Regions from separate parts of the Mus musculus genome. Here region 2 is linked to region 1. Evidence: chromatin loops called from intact Hi-C (ENCODE). Cell type or tissue: heart. All regions are shown on one strand. Links, peaks and the distances in the headings refer to the core of each region. The heading gives the core; the rest is flanking DNA. Region 1 has its middle 69 kb from the start of Smarcad1. Region 2 overlaps Smarcad1 (SWI/SNF-related, matrix-associated actin-dependent regulator of chromatin, subfamily a, containing DEAD/H box 1).

Evidence for each region. A loop is a pair of places that touch in the nucleus more often than their neighbours do. Peaks named below come from ENCODE experiments on the same cell type or tissue, not always from the same donor. Only the 100,000 strongest peaks of a DNase experiment are listed, where the experiment ranks them.
Region 2: it touches region 1 in a loop (4-fold over the local background); 4 of 42 quality-filtered maps call a loop at or near these places.

Annotation. Positions count from the first base shown.
Region 1 is chr6:64,972,523-64,975,438 of GRCm38, reverse strand. No RefSeq gene overlaps it. Among named protein-coding and RNA genes, the nearest start is that of Smarcad1, 69 kb to the left of the region's middle. In heart, for the core only: a CTCF peak has its summit at 1,291 (motif pointing left); no DNase peak of the experiment used is centred there.
Region 2 is chr6:65,077,725-65,080,640 of GRCm38, reverse strand. The region is part of intron 9 of Smarcad1 (SWI/SNF-related, matrix-associated actin-dependent regulator of chromatin, subfamily a, containing DEAD/H box 1); the gene reads right to left. Among named protein-coding and RNA genes, the nearest start is that of Smarcad1, 37 kb to the right of the region's middle. In heart, for the core only: a CTCF peak has its summit at 1,303; no DNase peak of the experiment used is centred there.

The sequences.
Region 1 (2,916 bases), core at 230-2,729:
CTCGGCAATCCGTCATCACAAGAAACGGGAAGAAGCTGGACAGTGGTGGTGCACGCCTTTAATCCCAGTACTTGGGAGGCAGAGGCAGGCAGATTTCTGAGTTCGAGGCCAGCCTGGTCTACAGAGTGAGTTCCAGGATAGCCAGGACTACAAAGAGAAACCTTGTCTTGAAAAACAAAACAAAACAAAACAAAACAAAAACAAAAAATGAAAGAAAGAAAAAAAGAAAGGAAGGAAGGAAGGAAGGAAGAAAGAAAGAAAGAAAGAAAGAAAGAAAGAAAGAAAGAAAGAAGGAAAGAGGAAGAAAATGACACTTAGGCACAGTGTGCTCAAGTTGCTCAAAACCCATTGTCTTAGTCAGGGTTTCTCTTCCTGCACAAACATCATGACCAAGAAGCAAGTTGGGAAGGAAAGGATTTATTCAGCTTCTACTTCCATACTGCTGTTCATCACCAAGGAAGTCAGGACTGGAACTCAAGCAGGTCAGGAAGCAGGAGCCTATGCAGAGGCCATGGAGGGATGTTCTTTACTGCCTTGCTTTCCCTGGCTTGCTCAGCCTGCTCTCTTATAGCACCCAAGACTACCACCCCAGAGATGGTCCCACCCACAAGGGGCCTTTCCCCCTTGATCACTAATTGAGGAAATCCCTTACAGTTGGATCTCATAGAGGCATTTCCTCAACTGAAGCTCCTTTCTCTGTGATAACTCCAGCTTGTGTCAAGTTGACACAAAACTGTCCAGTACACCCATGATAAGAGGAAAACTTGGAAACCAGCCATGGCAGCAACAAAACCATGGCACATTCTTTTCAAAACCCAGTGCAGACAAGACTGCAACAAGGTGACATCATGAAGGTAGGTAAAGAAAGAACAAAATTAGGATTCTATACCTAGTGAAAATATATTTCCAAAATTGAAGAGAGGAGGTTGGAAAGCTGGTTAGGGGGAAGAAATGAGAGTATTTGCTGCTCAGAGTGGTGCGTTCCTTTAATACTAATGCTGCTGCTGCTGCTGCTGCTGCTACTACTACTACTACTTTGTGACCTTGAAGCCAGCCTGGTCTACATAATGAGTTCATGAAGAGCTACACAGTGGTCTTAACAAACAAAAAAATCATCATCATCATCATCATCCCCATCCCCATCATCAGTAGTCACAGAGCAGTAGAAGTGGCAGCAGGAGCAGCAACAACAACAACACTGAAAGAACACGTGCTGGCTGTTCGTGCAGAGGACCTGGGTTCTGAACCCAGTGTTCTCCCTGTGGTTCACAAGCCTCTGAAACTCCAGTTCCAGAGGATCTGCTGCCCCCTTCTGGCCTCTCTGGGAACCAGGCATTATCTATGTAAAAGTCTAGTTTTTTTGTTTTGGGGTGTGTGTGTGTGTGTGTGTGTGTGTGTGTGAGAGAGAGAGAGAGAGAGGGAGAGGGAGAGGGAGAGGGAGAGGGAGAGGGAGAGGGAGAGGGAGAGGGAGAGGGAGAGGGAGAGGGAGAGGGAGAGGGAGAGGGAGAGGGAGAGGGAGAGGGAGAGGGAGAGGGAGAGGGAGAGGGAGAGGGAGAGAGAGAGAGAACATGAAGTTGGGATAGGGAGGAAGTGGGGAGGTTCTGCTGGGAGACACTGGGGGAGGGGAAAACATGACCAAAATATATTGTGTGAAAATATTTAAATAAAATAATAAAAATTAGAAATGACCTCCACAAACAAAATATATTTTCAAAACGAACTATTTACTATTTATTTATTTATTTATTTATTTATTTATTTATTTATTTATTTATTTATTGTATGTCAGTACACTGTAGCTGCCTTCAGACACACCAGAAGAGGGCATCAGATCTCATTACAGATGTTTGTGAGCCACATGTGGTTGCTAGGAATTGAACTCAGGACCTCTGAAAGAACAGTCAGTGCTCTTAACCACTGGGCCATCTCTCCAGCCCTACATTTTCTAAAAAATGGAAAAGAGGTAAATTTTTGTTCCAGTGATGTACCAGTTAGAAGAATTACTCACAGATCTTCAAGACATGAAATGCTATGGGTAGAACTCCATGATGTATGGAAATGATACCACATAAGAAGTAGATCCTGAGACGAATATCAGCTCAGGACCCCCAAGACCAAGTTATCAGCACATAGGAGATTTATTTGCACCAGAGGAGCAGAGGGCAGGGATGAGGGTTAGAGACAGGAGACAGAGGAAGAAGGAGAAGGGACCAAAGGAGCGGGGAGAAAGAAGGAAAGGGACAGGGATGAGAGGTATTTGTCCCAGGGGGACATCGGACAAAGTATTGTCTCAGGATAGAGAGGAGACAGACATGCATACAGGAAAATTGCAGTTTATAAAGGTACAAGGGAACCCTCGTATTAGGGCAAGGTGTTTAATTTAATTGGGAATGTTAATTAGGTGAACCAAAGGGAACCTTTGATGGCTGGACTTCAATACTTTGATAGCTGGACGTTGGTAGTCAGTTTCAGGAGGAGAGACTGGCCAGATTAGGGCAAGTGTCAGGGATGTAGTCTAAAGGTCTTTAGCAAGGCAAAGGGAATTGGGGAGAAGGTAGAGACCTGCCAAAGTCATGCTTGCCACAATCAAGTTGGCCAGAGTCCCTTCAGATCCTAGAAATGAAGTGCCCAGTGCACAGATAATATATGATCTACTGTTGTTATGTAAAGCTTTGAAAAGGCAAAGAGCTAATCGGGAAATAGCAGTGTATGTGGGAGTTCACTTACATGGAGAAGGACAGCAAAAACACCAGAGGAGAAGACATGGAAGCCCTGGATCTATGAGGAAATTGGCACTATCTTTGTTGCATGCTGAAAGCTGACTGTGGAACATTAAAGGCAGATGCTGGAAGCACTTATGCCACTGTGCCACACCGAAACAAGCTCCCACCACTGAGAGAGGCTGGACAGCAAAGT
Region 2 (2,916 bases), core at 117-2,616, 110 kb before region 1:
AAAGGACAGAAGGACCATTCTGATGAGTTCAGATATGAACACTTTAAAGCAATTGAAAGGTTTTAAGTCAAAAAAGAATAAGAAAAGATTTCCTGTTTTAAAAGGACACTGTGAATACTTGAACACAAAACACATTATGCCTGGTAAGTTCTAAGTTCCTGTGGCACATGCTTGTAAATCTAGCACTTGGGAGATAGAGGCGGAAGGATCAAGAGTTTAAGGCCATTTTCTACTATACAACGAGTGAAGACCAGAATGGGCTACATAAGACCTATATATACTTTCAATCCCAGCTGTCAGGAGGCCAAAACAAAAGAATCATGAGCTTGATATCACACTAGGCAAACACATTCTTGTCTTTAAAAAGTAAAATAGAAGGGATTCAAGAGATGGAGCAGCAATTCTGAGCACTCATTGGCTATTCTTCCAAAGGGTCCAGGCTTAATTCCCAGCACCAGCAAGGTGAGGTCCCAGTTGTAACTCCAGCTTCAGGGAATACAACACCCTCATCTTCCAGCCTTTATGGCACCTAGCAAACATATGGTAAACAATTATATATGCAGGCAAAATGCCCATATACAGAAAAAATTAATTAAGCAAAATATGTTTAAGTAAATGTTCAAGTAAATATCCTTTTTTTAAAAAGGAATATTGTTAAGCAACAAAACTCTGTGGTTAAATTGTTGTACTATAAAGGTGGCTGTAATTCTTGGAGTGAGGTGCTTAACTCTAGTCCTGAGTATGAAAATATGAAAAACAAGGTCATGTTTTAATTATAACACAGAAAAGTTGCACAAAAGAGCAAAAGAAATATCAAACAATTATGAGAGATTTTAAATCCAAACATAAGCAGGACAAGGTCAGCCTATAAACGTTGGTCACAGATAAGCATAGAAAATAGAATCTTGCTTACATGGCATAAAATGTATCAATAAGTAGATAGTACTGAAACTATTTTAAGTGGTGGGTATCTTTGGTGGAATTTTGTATAAACTACATTTTTAGTTCCTACTATGCTTCGCTTTTACACATACAAAATCAACTTAAAAACTATTTATTTAGGGAGAATAAAGAAAACATAAAAATTCCTACTTACTGGATACCTACATGCAAAAAGACTATCAACATGCCACTGATTAGCATCTCTAAAAACTCCAGTAGTATCCCAAGAATTTTCTTCTCTGAAAGGCTGAATCTGGAGGTGGGGATATCCCTGAATTAGAGCAAGCACTTTGAGTTCAAGACCCTGCCTGTACTGAAAAGAGAAGGGACCAGTAGACCCTGGAACTGAAGTACCTCTCTCCTGCCACAATGTGTCACTCTTGCAAAACAAATGCTTTTGGATTTGGTTAAGAGGAAGAAATTGTTTAAAGGTAAATTTCTAAAGTTATGTAATTCCTAATCAAGAAACAGCTCCGGGACAGTCTTACTTGTTATTACACATAGCTGGCAGCAGCTATATGTATATGGCAAACTACAGAATCCATTTGCAATTTTTAAAGAAGTTTATCAAAGGGCTAGAGAGATGGCTCAGTGGTTAAGAGCACTGACTGCACTTCTAGAGGTCTTGAGTTCCATTCTCAGCAACCACATGGTGGCTCACAACCATCTGCAATGGGATCCAATGTCCTTTTCTGGTGTGTCTGAAGACAGCTACAGTGTACTCACATACATTAAATATCTATATTAAGAAGAAGGAGGAGAAGAAAGAGGAGGAGAAGAAGTTGTTTATCAAACTTGTGTATATTGAAACAACACCCAGTACAGCAATCTTAGAAAGCAATGAAACCCCTCTATCTATCTCCAAGAAATAAGCAGTCAGGTGTACTGACATGCACCTTTAATCCCAGGACTTGGGAGGCAGAGGCTGGTTGAGCTCTGTGAGTTCAAAGCTAACCTGGTCAACAAAGTGAGTTCCAGGACAGCCAGATCCAACAGAGAAACCCTGTCTCAGAAAAAAAGACAAAAACCAAAAAACAGAAATAAACAAACAAAAGAAAAAGAAAACAGAAAGAACCATTTCAGTGTTTAAGATGAAATGAAGACAGGCATTTTATAGGGCTAAACAAAGTGAAGACGGGCACCAGTCCTGCAAATCACTAGAAGACAAAGCAGCACTGGCAGAACAAAGCACTAGACAGAAGCTGTGCCTGCTGGGGCAATGTTAATACCTCATTTACGCTGAACACTGAAAAGAGATAGGAATCTAGAGATGGTAGGTAAATATTTATGAAGCAACCTATTTGTAAATACTACTTTGAGCAGTATATATACACATGCTTTTTAATAAAATGTGTTTTATTTTCTTTAAGACAGATTCTCCTGTAGCCTACCCTAATAGGGCCTAAAATTTGTCCTGTGGCCAAAGAGAACTGAGACATTCTGATTCTCCTGTTTCTAGCTCCCAAGTGCAGTGTGTGTCACCGTGCCTGATTTACTTGGTGGTGGGGATTGAACCATGGGCTTCATGTGCACTGGGAAAGCCCTATGACAACTGAGCTATACCTTCCATAAATAATGCTCTAATTAGCACATAAAAGTGCAATTAAAAACACAACATGACACAATAGTACCCTATCCTCTCTGATACTAGGCTAGAAAGACCAACATTCAGCAAGTAGTTGGTGAACTAATACCATCAATTTTGAACATTGCCAATAAAAATTCCATTTTCCCTACTTTAACAAAACTGAATTTTCAACTAATAACATTTTTGGCTTGCTACACTGCAAAGGCTGCTATAGTTAACGTTGTAGTTTACTTACAATTAGCATATAAAGTATTACTATTTTTAAAAAACTATGGATAAAAAAAACTAACATTATTGAAATCACAATGCAAGGACAAAGAAAAAAATTAATAAAGCTACAAACATAAATCCTCTCAATTCACATCTTTTAAATAATCATATTTTTT